Linked DNA regions of Mus musculus: region 1 is linked to region 2. A link is a loop called in an ENCODE intact Hi-C map of the cell type or tissue named here. Cell type or tissue: left cerebral cortex. All regions are shown on one strand. Links, peaks and the distances in the headings refer to the core of each region. The heading gives the core; the rest is flanking DNA.

Region 1 (6,704 bases), core at 1,194-6,193, 260 kb after region 2:
TCCTTGCTATATCTTAAATACTGTAAGAGGCCATATCTGAAAGTATACTTTAAAATATACAGTCAGTAGAAAATAACTTTGTGCTTGGTTGGCAAATGAAAAATGATGCGTGTTTTATTTTGTAACCAAGCCTGAATGTGTCCTTACTATAAGCTTTAAAAAAAAAAATCTCAAGGAGGCAAAAAAAAAAAAGAAAAAAAGTTCCCCCTTGGGCCGATGCATTTTAACTTGTACGATACATGTTCTCCTTTGTTTTGTTTTTTTAGTTAGCCATAACAGGCTGGAATTGCTGGTTAGAATACTGCATGTTATTTAAGCTAAAATTCAAGCCGTCTACAAAAGACTTCTCGTTGAGGCCTCCGTAGGCCGCAAACACATCAAAGGCATTGCTGTACTGGAGGGGACTGAGGTTGAGGGGGCTGTCACCTGGGAACATTCCATTGGTACTACTACCTTGACCCTGCATGTTAGGAAAAATAAATTCCTTGGCATTGGGAGAAAGAGCAGAGGTTTGCTGCTGCTGCTGCTGCTGCTGCTGTGGCTGCTGCTGCTGCTGCTGCGGTAGTGGAGGCGGCGGCTGGGATGATGACGGCTGCTGCTGCTGCTGCTGCTGTGGCTGCGGCTGTGGCTGCTGCTGGCTGCCCAGGCCCAGCCCATACAGAGAGTGCACTGAGGAAGAGATGGCTTTCTGCTTCAGGAGGTCGTTCACATTTACAGTCAGGCCCAGGTTGATCGGAGAAGTGCGAGCTACCTTGCTGCTACGGCCACTATTCTTCATTTTGGTGGAGCCGAACTTGGTGGCAGCAAAAGTGGCAGTGGTAAAGGTTAAAGGCTGCGTGGACCGGGGCATGAAGGTAGGGCTGACAGCAGCAGAGTGGCCGAAGGGAGGTGAGGGAGAGCTGGACACGGAGGAGGCCGGGTCGCTTATGGGCATGAACACCTGGGCCTCCGGGTTAAAGCTGTTTTTGATCTCCTTATCCAGCTCACAGCCGGTTTCACTACTGTCGTCCACGTACAGCACCTTCACTGGTCCCTTTTCGCCGATCTGGTAGGAAACCTCAAACGGGTCGATCCAGACACTCAAATCCTGTGGCAGATTGCCACGAACATCGTCAATGTCCAAACCACTCTCTTTGGATGCCTGCTCGATCACGGGGTCTACCTTCTCCCCCACGTGTATACATCTAAACCCTGAGCCTTTGTATGGCTTTTCAGGATACCAGTGCCCTTCATATTTCTTCTTAAGAAGTCTTTCAAGCTCTTCACCAAAAATGTTGACACGTCTCCTGGGAAGCTTATTGTACAAGTAAGAAATAATAAAATTGAGTGCTACTTGGATTTCAAGCTGCATAGCTGCGAAGCCACAAAAGTTAGCTTTGTTTCAACTCCTCCACCAGAAAAATAAATTTTTTAAAAAAAAAAATCAGTTTGTGGCAGAGAAACAAATTCTCATTCAAAGTGCTGGTATTAGAAGATTATCCTTCAACCTTCCCGTGGTCTTGTTCCTTTAAGAAAATAAAACAAAAGCAAACACATCCAAGTGAGATCAATGTAACAGCTCCAAAGCTTTCTACCTGAAGCAATTTTATTTTTGAAAATGTCTACTGGGCTAGAAAGACTGGAAATGACCGCTGGAAAATAAAAGGAACAGACCATAAAAAAAAAAAAAATCCTCTTGCTAAAGTTCAAGACAGATTTATAGTTAAAACAGCATTCTACATACCACTTCCCAGCAGGACTTACAGGACCTCCAGAACATGTATCCTTTATGTTTCTTCTCGCACAGTGTTTACTAACTGTACTGCACACTCATCCACCCACCTACCCGTACACTCCACTTTTACAAGTTGGTCATTAGTTTCCTTGCTAGTCACCATTTTAGAAGTGAATCCCTAGTTCCTTTTGGAAACATCACATTTAAATCTGCTTTATGTTAAATATTCGGAAATGTTATAAGTTACAAAATTATTTTTAATTTTCAAAGTACCTGGTACTAAAATTAAAGGTACTAAATGAGTTGTCATCTTGGTAAATGAAACCAAATTATCCTCTCTAGTTTTAACCATGCCAAGGGCTCTCACACTCTTGCTCTTCTGGGAGCCTTTTTCTTTTTTATTGTGTACTGCCCCCCCCCCCCACACACACACATTCTGAAATTCCTCTCAGCTGCAAGTATAAGAAAAACAAGCAGCTTAAAACTCCTATTGATTACTCTGCTTAAAGGGCAGAGTTTCTCAGTTTTATTCTTATTTTTAAAAGCCATCTCCTTCCCTCTTCGGATAAACGGGCAGTCCCTGGAGAGGCTGGAGCGAAAAGGTCGACCTTTAAACGTTTGCTGGATCAGCACTGGGTGGGGATAAGAAAAGATCAAGGGCAAAGAGAGGTATTTCCAAGGGAGAGCTATTTGTACAACGAGGTTGATCAAAAAGGGCATTTAAAATAATCAAACTGGTGTGGATCCGTCTGTTCCATTTTCCATATTCTTGGTGACAAAGGGCAAAGAATCTCTCGTGTAGCCCCCAAACTACACTTTCCAAGCCGAAACCCAAGAGCAGGCAGAGAAAGCAGATTCAGCTGGACTGCTTGAAGGTGCAGCCGAGCCCAGACAGGCTGGGTGGAAGGTGGTTTTTAAAGCAACGCCTTAACACAGGACTGTGAAGAATTACATAAACAGCCAGTTGGGTCTCATTAGATTTCTGCTCACAGCGCTGGGAGCCCGAGCGCTACAGCAGCAGCAACAGCCAGAGGAGGTGGAGGTGGAGGAGGAGGAGGAGGAGGAGGAGGAGGAGGAGGAGGAGGAGGAGGAGGAGGAAGAGGAGGAAGACTACTAGACTTGCTCCGGGAGGAGGAGCTCGGCCCGGGGAAAAGGAGAGCAGGCTCTTTAGCTGCCTCAGGGACGCGGCCCGGGCACCGGCAGGTCGCGGCGCGGGCCGCCCAGTCTTCCCCTCCCCCGCCGTAACCTGACCCTGCCGTCCCCCACTCTGCTCCCCGCTCGAGGCTCCTGGGACCTAGCCAGCATCCCGGAGCACCGGTCCGGGCCCGATCCCTGTATCCCGGCGCCCCCTCCCCCTGCCTGGGCGCCGCTGCCCCCACCCCGGGTGCTCCCTCCTCCCGGTTGCCCGTCGGCCGTCAAGCCTCCGGACCAGGTCCCCGGAGCCACTCCATTCCCTTGGGTCCCCGAGGCCGCCCCTCCACACCCGGGCTCGCAGGACGCTGCAGCCACTCCCTCGGCCCCTAGCCGCCGCCCCGCCGTACTTACAAGCTGCTCCGGAGCTGCGGCCGCCGCCGAGCCGCGGCTGGGCGGGGGAGAAGGGGCAGCGGGCGGGGGCGCGGGTGGGTCGGGAGCGGCGAGGCGACGGGGTGCAAGACGTCGCCACCGCCGGACACGCGACGGACGCCTCGGGCGGGTCCGGGAGCTCGCTGCTCTGGCTCAGGGGTGGCGGGGACGGCAAGCTTACACGAGCGCGCTCGCTTCTCTACACAGCCCGGCGGCCCGGCCCTGCGTCCCCGTACAGCGCCCTCTGCGCGCCGGGCCAGAGCTTCGCTCCTTCTGCCGCGGCGCGCGCCCCGCCTCTCGTTTTATAGCCTCCTCCCCGCCCCCAGCCTCCGCGGGGGTGCGCGCCGCTCGCGTCACAGTCCCGCCCTCCCCACCCGGCACCCCCCGGCCGCGCCGACTCCGCCCCTGCCCTGCCCCCCGACGCCATTGGCCAAGTCCCGCCTGCCCACGTCCAGACGGCCGCTGATAGATGGTCACGCCTCCTGAACGCCGCTGTGACCAATGAGCTGAGAGTCCCGAGAGGTTGGGGGAGGGGTTAAGGGAGGCCTTGGAAGGGGATTGGACAAGGGTAGGGATGGGATGGTAGGGATGGGGTGGCAGGGCCCGGGGGCCTGGGGGTGGGGGGTGGGGGGTGGGGGGGGAGGAGGGGGAGCAGGTGGCGACGCGGCGGGGACCGGCCGGGAGGGGCAGCCGAGGCTGGGGGAGGGAGGGCAGAGTACACGGAAAAGGCTGCTTCCGAGCGAGTGCGACTGTGGCCGAGGAAAACCCCACTCCTGGGCGAGCTAGCCTGTGGGTCTCAGCCCATCCCGGGGTAACCGGGACTCGTGCTCCCGATTCATTGAGTATTAATCCCCGCAGGGCCTAGGCCAACTGCCACCCCGAGAGTGACAACTGCAGAACCTGGGGGTGGGGAAGGGAGGCCACGTCGCTGCACCTCCCGCACAGGTGACAGTTTAACTGCCTCTGCAGCTCCCCCTGGCCAAATCTCCCCGGGTCACCTGGCAGCAGCTCGGACATGAGGGTTGCTTGAGACCGTAAGAAAAAAAAATTGTCTTATATCAAACGTCGCAGAGAGCGACACGCTGCCAAACTGCCTGTGTGACTCTGTGTGCGTGCCCACGCGTGCATTTTGAGAACTTTCACCCAGGCCCACAAAATAAACACGAGGCCTCGCTGAGGAACCTGCGAGAGTTTATGAACTGTGCACAGGTGTCCAGGGAATAGGGACGCCAGGGACTCTAGGGGCGCGGATAGGCGCCGTTTCCACAACCTGCAGCCCAGAAATCCGAGTTATCGTCCGGAGTGGAACGGGGCGTTCCTCTTGGCTAAAAATAATTACTCACAGGTAGCAACGATGCCTGATTGGTCGCACTGGACCTTAGCGGCCAGACGATTGGCTGTCTGGTCTCCAGGAGACCGACGTCAAACTCGGACTGGGTAAAGGCGAGAGAAAGTCGAGGGGGAGCCTCGGAGAGAAGGGGGGGGGGGGTTGGGGGGGGGGAGAAAGCGCAGCAGTGAATGAAACGCCCAGGGCCCTGCCTTCCCCTTCCCTGTCCTGGGCATTCGGGCCATGCTTCCTGGAAAAAAACCGGTCCCCGTGCTGCCTTGCCCTTAAACACTGCAGGGCGGGCATTTCTATGCCTGTCTAGAGGTTAAAGCACAACTCACCGTCTGTGTAGCCCATCTGTACCACCCAGGGCACAAACCCTGGTCTACGCGACCCGCCAAGAGCCTTTTCATTTTATAGATGCAGAAGTCTGGATGTAGCCTATTATTTTGCACTCGGACCTGCTTGCGTGGGTTCCCACCTCCTCTTTTAGAAGGAACAGCTTTGAGAAAGGATATTTCTAAAGTCTCACAGCGTGTGAGAATGGGAGGGTTTGTGGAATGGGCTGAGGGGTGGGGTGGCGACCGGTCAGGTGACCCATTTCTTGTTTATTGCACAGGTTCCTAAAACTTGGGTAGCGTTTTTTTTTTTTTTTTCTTAAGAACATAGAAGTTTTACTCAAAAACGCTTTAAATTCTGTTTTATTTTTAGTATTTCGGCTTTTTAGTTGCAGAGTGGAATTAGATTGTGAGAGCATGGTGTTTAAAATGGAAGCATCTGGCAGCAAAATATTTTAATATAAATTATTCTTCCACTGTTTTCCTTCGTTGTGTGGTTTTGCTTTTCTAGTGTGAACGTTAATTTGTCACTGAAATAAGGCATTTTTAATTCTGTAGTTAGTTGGGCACAGAAATTGCAAGAATCTAGGTAAGATATTTTGGGACTGGCTTACCAAGAGAAACACTTTATCTTTTATGTGCCCTAGAAGCACAATTTATTACCATTAGGCAAATGTTACTGTACCAAACGCTCAGAATTACAGACACATGTGCTGGGCCATGTGTCTTGATTTGTGATTTGGAAAATATATCACTATAATTAGGGAGCATATTAGACTTGGCTGAGATTAAAATGTCTAACTAAAAATAGATGAATCATAATTTTGTTAAGCTTGTGTGTACTTTTCAAGAATTCTCTAGAGGAAACGAACAGGTATCTTTCTCTCTGACTTCTTCCCTTCTGAATTTCTCCAATCTACTACAGTTCAAGATCTAAAGTAGTGAAGCACTTATCTCCTAGGGACTGGTTAAATGCCAGTAACAGCAGCTCTAAAACGTCCGAGTTAGCTGGGAATGGTGACTCACAGCTGTAAATCCCAGCACTCAGTTTGAGACAGGAAGATCACAAGTTCAAAGCCTGCCTGGACGACAAGGCAAGTTCCAGGCTAGCCTGGGGTGCATGTTTCAAAAATAGATAATTAAATAAAAACAGACAAAATTATGGGTTAATTCCAGAACTCTTGAGGGTGGGGGTAGGGAGTGTGAGAGGGTCTCAACCCAAAGACCAATACTGCTATTTTATTCAAGTCTTGCACTTTAAAGGATCCCTCACAGCTAGTTACCATTTATCAATTGCTTTAGAATTCTACATCAGTGTAGGCTGCTAAATCATCACTTAAATTCTATGAATTTATAGAGATAAAAATATTGAACTCAGGCTCCAGGCAATGTCGAAATCAAGGAAGTCTCCTTTGGAACTGATAACTCAGGCCTGTAATGACATGCACTTAGAGGGCTGAGGCAGGAGGATCGAAGTCCAATGCTTGTCTGGGTAACAAAATAAGTTCAAGGTCATCTTGGGCCACAGTGAGAGCATGTCTCAAGAAATAAGAAAGATCTGGGGCTGTAGCTCAGTAGTACACGCCTGTAACCCCAGCACACCTAAGAGTCTGAGGCAGGAGGATGGCACATTTGTAGCCAACCTGAGCTACACAGTAAGATCCTATCTCTACAGAGCTTTTGGTTGTGAGCCTAGCCTTTAATGGTAGAGTCGTCACTCTGGCCCCCTATCTCAATAATAAATAACTTCATACCTTGTGGC
Region 2 (6,704 bases), core at 679-5,678:
AGTCGTCTGATTGGCCCCAGCCTTCGGGAGCGAACCCGGGGGCAAGAGGAGGGTAGAAAGGCGGTCGTGGTTTTGGGGTGGGAACCGGATTCCAGCTGTGGCTCTCCCCCTGTACCCCCTCCCGCACTGGCACGGCGGCTGACCAATGGAAGGGCGGTTCTGGACCGGTGACGCACGGCGATTGGCTGTGAGATTGGCTGGGGAAAGGCGGGGCCGAGGCTTGAAGTTGGAGTGAGGGATCCAGCTGTGGTGTGCGCCGGGCTCCTCGCCGCCGCTTTCTCTCGTTCTCTCCCTCCGCGTCTCGGCCGGAGGAGGAGGCAGTGGCGCCGGCGACAGCTACGGCAACGGCAGCCACGGCGGCGGCAGCGACATCTCCGCCTCCACCCCCGCCCGGGACGGCCCCCCACGGTCTCCCCGCCCCTCCCGGTCCTCTAGCCCGCCGCGGGGCGGAGGAAGGAGCCAGCCCCCACCCCCTCCAAACCCACCCCCAAAGAGATCCCTCCTCCCCTCCCCCTCCCCCCGCCGTCTCTGGCGTGGAGCCGGGACGATGCTGACCCCTTAGATCCTGCTCCAGCTGCGCCGAGGGAAGAGGGGGCGCCCCTCCCCGGACCCCCGCCCTTCACCGGGTGGCCCCTTTTTTCCTCCTCCTCTCGGGGGCTGCTTCACCGAAGGTAGCGCCCATTCGGGCAACCGGAGCCTGGGCGCGAAGGGAAGAAGCCGGAACAAAGTGAGGGGAAGCCGGCCGGCTAGTCGGGGAGCCCCCGGGAACCCAGGGGAAGCGGGACTCTCGCCAGGCGGGGCTTCCCTGGGACCCGGCGCCCCGCGGGCAGCATGCCCCTGAGGGCAGGGGGAGCTGAGCTGAACTGGCCCTCCTGGGGGCTCAGCAAGCTCTCTAGAGCCCCCCACATGCTCCCCCACCGGGGTCCCCCGGTTGTGTGAGGACACCTCCTCGGAGGGGCTCCGATCGCCCCTCTTCGGACCCCCGGGACCCCAGCTGGCCAGAGGATGGATGAGGAAGAGGATGGAGCGGGCGCCGAGGAGTCGGGACAGCCCCGGAGCTTCACGCAGCTCAACGACCTGTCTGGGGCCGGGGGCCGGCAGGGGCCGGGGTCGACGGAAAAGGACCCGGGCAGCGCGGACTCCGAGGCGGAGGGGCTGCCCTACCCGGCGCTGGCCCCGGTGGTTTTCTTCTACTTGAGCCAGGACAGCCGCCCGCGGAGCTGGTGTCTCCGCACGGTCTGTAACCCATATCCTTCGGGGCACAGCGATGGGCCGGACTAGGGGGGTCCACAGGAGGGCGGGCCGTGTTGCCAGAGGGGACCGTAAGCCAGGTGAGTTGGAGAAGTGAGCCTGGACTGTGAACAGTTGAGTGGGGGACTGTTAAGGAGGGGAGGGGGCGTCCGAGTAGAAGCGGAGACTGGTGGGTACCCCAGACGAGCCCCACCTCCGAATACACACACCTCAGCCTTCCTTGGGCGGGGGTGAGGGGTGGAGGGTTGAAATCCAAGCTAGGAAAAGAGAGGAGAGGTGACCCTCTGGTAAGCATCTGGATGCTCTACAGATGTGGGCAGAGGAGGGTCGTCATCCTCCAGATGTGGGCAGCTTCAGGAGCCTGGGCTTTCTACTCCGCCAGCCCGCCAGCCGCGGGTTAGCGAGCTGGGTTTGGTTTTCGAGTTTGGGGGCAGGGGTGGAGAGGAAGCTGCGGGGACGGAGGAGGGGAGACCGCAATCTCCTGGGGTTTCCTTATGCCCCCGCCCCAAAGTTTGCGGCGGATTCTAGGGTCCAGTCCCCCGATCTAGTAGTCCTGAAGGCTGAGGTTTTTACTGACCTAGCGGGAAACGGGGGGTGGGGGCAGGTCCTGTCCCCCCAACACCCTCCCAATCCGCGGGTTGGAGGCACAACAAGGAGATTTCGGCGGCGGCTGATGTCAGGGGTGCAGAATGAGAACAAGATGTGGTGAAGGGGGAGCTGTCTGCCCCCAGAGCTGGACTGGAGCCCCTTTCAGAGAGAGCCCAATGCGGCCAGCGCCCTCCCCACCTCAATTCTTTATCTGATGTTGAGTGCTAAGGTTGGGTTGGGGAGTTTTGTGCTTGGTTTTTTGTTTTTTGTTTTTCTAAGGGGGGGGGGGAGACTGACAAAAGCGCCGGCAAGTGGGGGATGGGATTAAGCTCGGCCACACTACGCCTCCCCTTTCACAAATCAGAGTGTTCCGGCTGATGGCAGACCAGGTATGGGAAACCGCAGTCGTCTGAAAGTATTGGGGGGACCAGAGACTGCCAGTGTGTTCATTAAGGAGGACTGAGGTCCAGCTCCTTAAGCCTACTCTGTGGATGGGTTTTAGGAACGCATGCCCAACATTCCAGGCAGATGAATTTTGATTCTCAGCCTCACCTCTGCTTAGCCTGGCGTGGTCAGGGAACCCCTGATCCTCTTTTTTAAAAATAAAACCAAACCCCTAGCACAAAGCACTCACTGGCTTGACTGACGCCCATCTCTGGGGTACTGGAAAGGTGGGGGGCTGGCTGGTATGGCTATCCCAGTAAGGGATAGCCTCTTCTGATTCTCTTCTTCTAGCCCAGAGGCTCTCTGGGAGTCAGGCTGGGAGACCCCAGGTTTACCCTGTAGCCCCTGAGAACCCAAGTCCGGCTCCGCTTTGGAGCACAGGGGCAGCGGGAGAGCTTGATGCTGCCCTCTGCAGCCACTGCCTCTAGTGCGCAAAGCAGGATGTAAGCTGAGTGCCCCCACCCGCTGCTCTACACTCCGTGAGTCTTTGAGAAGCTCCCCTCAGCCCTCCCAATCCTTTGCCCCTTCCTTCCTTCCTTCCTTCCTTCCTTCCTTCCTTCCTCTCTAAACCGAAGAAAGGAGAAGAGGGACTCTGAGGAGTGTGGTCTCCCTAACTGGCTTGCTATCTGGAATTATGAGTCTCCATCCCAAGGTCTCCTTCTCTGTGGCAGAGATGGAGAAGAGAAAAGAAGCCCTCATGCCCACTCCTAGCCACATTATGAATGGGAAACCCCCAGCAGTCCCTATCCTCTCTTTCTCAGGAGTCCTAGGGGTGACTGGAACATCTTGTCACCTCTCCCTTCAAATACCCCCTAAAAGCAGACCTTTTGGCAAGTATCTCTGCCCACTTGCCCTATCTCCAGGTGGAGGACCTGGAGGTAAATACTTTCCTGGGAGAAAATAAGTGACCAGGCTTACAAGAGGGAAAAGAGGTGAGAGTCTAGTTAATCTTGAGATTTGGGGAGCAGGCCCGATCTGGGGAGTGGTGTGTGGTCTGGGTGTGTAGCACCTATGTCCCTAGATCTTAACTAGCTAGCTGAATATGCCGAGAACAATTTCTTGGTAAGGGGGGCTGCCTGGACATTTATTCCCATTTCCCCATCCGACCCAAGTCACAAGGACAAGTGTATTTCCACGGCCAGAGAAGGAATCTGAACGGCCCCCTGAGCCTTAACCCTCTCCTTTCTCTCTTTTTGGTATCCGTGAGGCTTCTGTTGGCTTCAGGAGTCCCCAATGTAGGTCATGAAGACATTGGTCCTGAGGGGCCTGACTGGCTTCCCCTCCCCAATGGACTGAAGCTAGTTAGCCTTTTTCTCGACATACTTTTCTCAGCCCCTTCCTCTTGCAGCCTCATTAAAAGGCCAGATTTCCTAGAGTGGAGATCTAGGTGTAGGTAGGAAGTGTGTGTGTGTGTGTGTGTGTGTGTGTGTGTGTGTGTGTGTGTGTGTGTGTGTTGTGGAGGGAGGAAGGAGGAAGGGCACAAAAGTTTATGTTCCTGTACTGGGGAGATCAGGGACATGGGCCCAAGCAGCTCCCTGGCAGACCACTGCCTCCCAGGTTACGGGGGAACACTGGCCTTTGCAATGTGTTTCTTACAATGTGAGGGCGTGCGGTTCCCCTCCCGGGAAGGAGTTCCTGAGCATTCCCTCTCGGGTTGTTGTGTCACATCTGGAAGTTTGTGTAGGAGTTTCTCCAAGCTCAGAGCCCAGCACAGCTTTTTCTCATTTGGAAATCACAGGCTGGCATTTGGGATGGAGGAGTGGGAGGGGGGCCAGAGAAGGAGAGGGGAGCCTGCCAGGAGTTGAGGGGAGGAGGGGGCGGGGGGGGGGGGTAGGCCTGAGAGACAGGAGTCCTAATGGCTTCCAGAAGTGAATGTGAGTGTGGAACTGTGCGTCACTGTGTGTGTCCAAGTGTGTGTCTCTAGAAGGGAGGAGGCCCTAGGAATTTCTGTAATCTTCCTTGCCATTGTCCCAGTGCCCCAAGTCTTCCCAAGAGAGGATTCTCCATTGGGTCCTCAGGAGAGAGAGAGAGAGAGAGAGAGAGAGAGAGAGAGAGAGAGAGAGAGAGAGAGAGAGAGAGAGAGAGAGACAGACAGACAGACAGAGAGAGACAGAGAGAGAGACAGAGAGAGAGAGACAGAGAGAGATTGAGAGAGAGAGAGCTCACACATAAGGGGGTTGTTTGAATCTCATATGTCCCCTCGTCCCATTTCCAAATCCTAGACCATCCAGAGCAGATTCTGGGGAGAAGAGCTGAGGCAGAGAATTGAGTGGAACTGGGGTGGGGGCAGAGGATCTTGGGTAGTCTGTCCCAGATTCTTCTTTCTTCTGGGTCATATGGACTCCTCTGCACGTACTCTGTTCCACTGCTGGGGGACTCCCCATCACCCCTAGTGCCAGTTGGAGCCATTCCTGGGATTACCCCTCCACCCTGGCCCCCCTTCTGCTGTTCCCGCCCCAGCTCTCACCCCGCCCAGCCTGCCTCAGCTGGGACGGCGACAGACACACTGCACACACACACACACACACACACACACACACTCACACACACACATACCCCAGTCACAGAGTTTGAATCAGATTTCTGGCCTATTTCCCCTCCCAAAGATTCCAGTGGCCCTCTCTCATGTGTCTCTGTGTCTTCTGTCTCCTGTCTCTGTCTCTGGGTGGGGCTGGCTGCCTTTCAGGCAGGCTTCAGTTTTCAGTTTAGTTGGAAACCTCTCTCCCCACACACCCACACACCGGAGCTGGGGGCGCATGGGGAAACAGGGTAGTTAGTAGGACGGGGCCATTGTTGGGGATTCCCCTTTTCTGAAGAAAAAATAAATGAGCACAGGCCATCAAACTAAATCCCTGCATTGTCTTCCACCCTAGGAAGCATTGGCTCCCATAGACTACCAACCTCCTGTTGGGACGGGTGGAGCAAGAACCTGTGTCCCATCCCCCAACTCTTATTAGAAGGCCAGAATTCCTGGTTCCAGGCCAATTTCCTCCTCAGTATTCCTTAGTCTCACATTTCCAGACTTCTGGGAGGGAGAGAGGCAGCTAGAAGGCCTGCTTGCTGTCTGGGTTCACACCCTGGGCCCAGGGCCTTAGATCTCTAGTTGCCAATAATCTAGGCAAAAGCCCTATCTAGATAAAAACCTATGGAGAAGACTCATTTGTGGATATAGCATGCTCTATTTCCCTCTCCCAGGAAAGAGAGAAGGGGGGAGGGATGGTAGAGAGGTCTGCTTCTGCTGTTCTCGCTTTCTCTGCTTTTGATGGTGGGTTATGGGGAGAAGAAAGATCCTCCCCTCTCCTGCTCCCACCCTTTGGGATCCACTCCAGCCCGGACAGTCACCATAGCAACAGTAGACATGTGACCGCACAGGTCTCTCATAGTCACTATGGCAACCAGTGTCCCCCGTTCCCTTGGTTACCATGGGGATCTGTCACATGGTTCCCCCCCCCCCAACCTGATAACCTGTGGGTCTCCCTGCTTCTTTTTCCTTGCATAAGGACAAGAGAGCAGTCTGGGCAAGGGGAAAGAATGTGTAAGGGGGTGGGGAGGGGTGTCTCTTCAGTTTCCATGGCAACAAATCCACACCACCTGGTGACACATTCTTCTGTTGTTATGGCAACAGAAGAACATCACACAGTGACATAGTGCCGTGTTGCCAAGGAAACAAGCCCCACCCTGAAAAGGGTGAAAGACCCCCCCCACACACACACACACATACCTTAGATATTCCTCTATTCAGATTGTTCTAGATTTGCCAGTCCTTTTATACCTACCTACAGTGAAGGGGAAGCCAGAGTGCAAGGGATATGCCTGGGTGCAGGCTGGATTGCCAAGGGTCCGGAGAAGGGGATTTTGGTGAAGAGCCTGATATGGGGTTGTCTGGGGGCAGGTTCTGACTATCAGAGGCCCCAGACTGAGTGTGTCTGGGACAAAGTTCCTCCATAGGTCAAGTCTGTTCCTCCTTACATCACTGTCATGAATTTGTCACTGTTCAGGGAAACATCAGGAAATCATGAATGGGGAGGCACATCTGGCTTCTAGATTGGCAGATGAGTGACTGATAGACACAGTGGCTCATTCATTTATTCTTGCTGATCATTTGCTCTGGACTGCATATGACACTGGGCTTTGTAGTGTGGCTGCTGTTAACGCTGTGACAGAGCCAAGCACATGGATGACTTGACCAGGTAGGGCCACTGTCATTGGATGTCCAAATAGATACCTGGGGCCCTTCTCCCCCAACATTGTTCTCCAGGGCCCCTCCTAGGCCCTGTCTCTCCTGCAGAGGAGAATGGGCTAGGTTGGGGGAAAACAGACCAGTTATTAAGGGTAATTGTGTCCTTTCCTTTCCAAGTGGTGGCTTCCTCCCTTTCCCCCCTCTTCCAGAGTGACCTCTGGCTGACCCCCATTCTGGAGAG

Evidence for each region. Hi-C counts contacts between places; a loop is a spot of excess contacts. Peaks named below come from ENCODE experiments on the same cell type or tissue, not always from the same donor. Only the 100,000 strongest peaks of a DNase experiment are listed, where the experiment ranks them.
Region 1: it touches region 2 in a loop (2.9-fold over the local background); 1 of 42 quality-filtered maps calls a loop at or near these places.

Annotation. Positions count from the first base shown.
Region 1 is chr11:94,208,287-94,214,990 of GRCm38, reverse strand. It overlaps Tob1 (transducer of ErbB-2.1), which reads right to left and starts at 3,537. Exons shown (of 2, transcript NM_009427.2): 1 at 3,260-3,537; 2 at 1-1,505. The coding sequence starts at 1,351. The coding sequence ends at 263. In left cerebral cortex, for the core only: a CTCF peak has its summit at 3,499; DNase peaks (open chromatin) are centred at 4,641, 5,051, 5,434, 5,976 and 3 more places; H3K4me3 peaks cover 4,045 bases; H3K27ac peaks cover 4,258 bases.
Region 2 is chr11:94,467,919-94,474,622 of GRCm38, reverse strand. Cacna1g (calcium channel, voltage-dependent, T type, alpha 1G subunit) reads left to right here and starts at 425. Exons shown (of 35, transcript NM_001177888.1): 1 at 425-1,247. The coding sequence starts at 1,006. In left cerebral cortex, for the core only: a CTCF peak has its summit at 2,721 (motif pointing left); DNase peaks (open chromatin) are centred at 2,641, 4,027, 4,683, 5,039 and 5 more places; H3K4me3 peaks cover 2,638 bases; H3K27ac peaks cover 3,027 bases.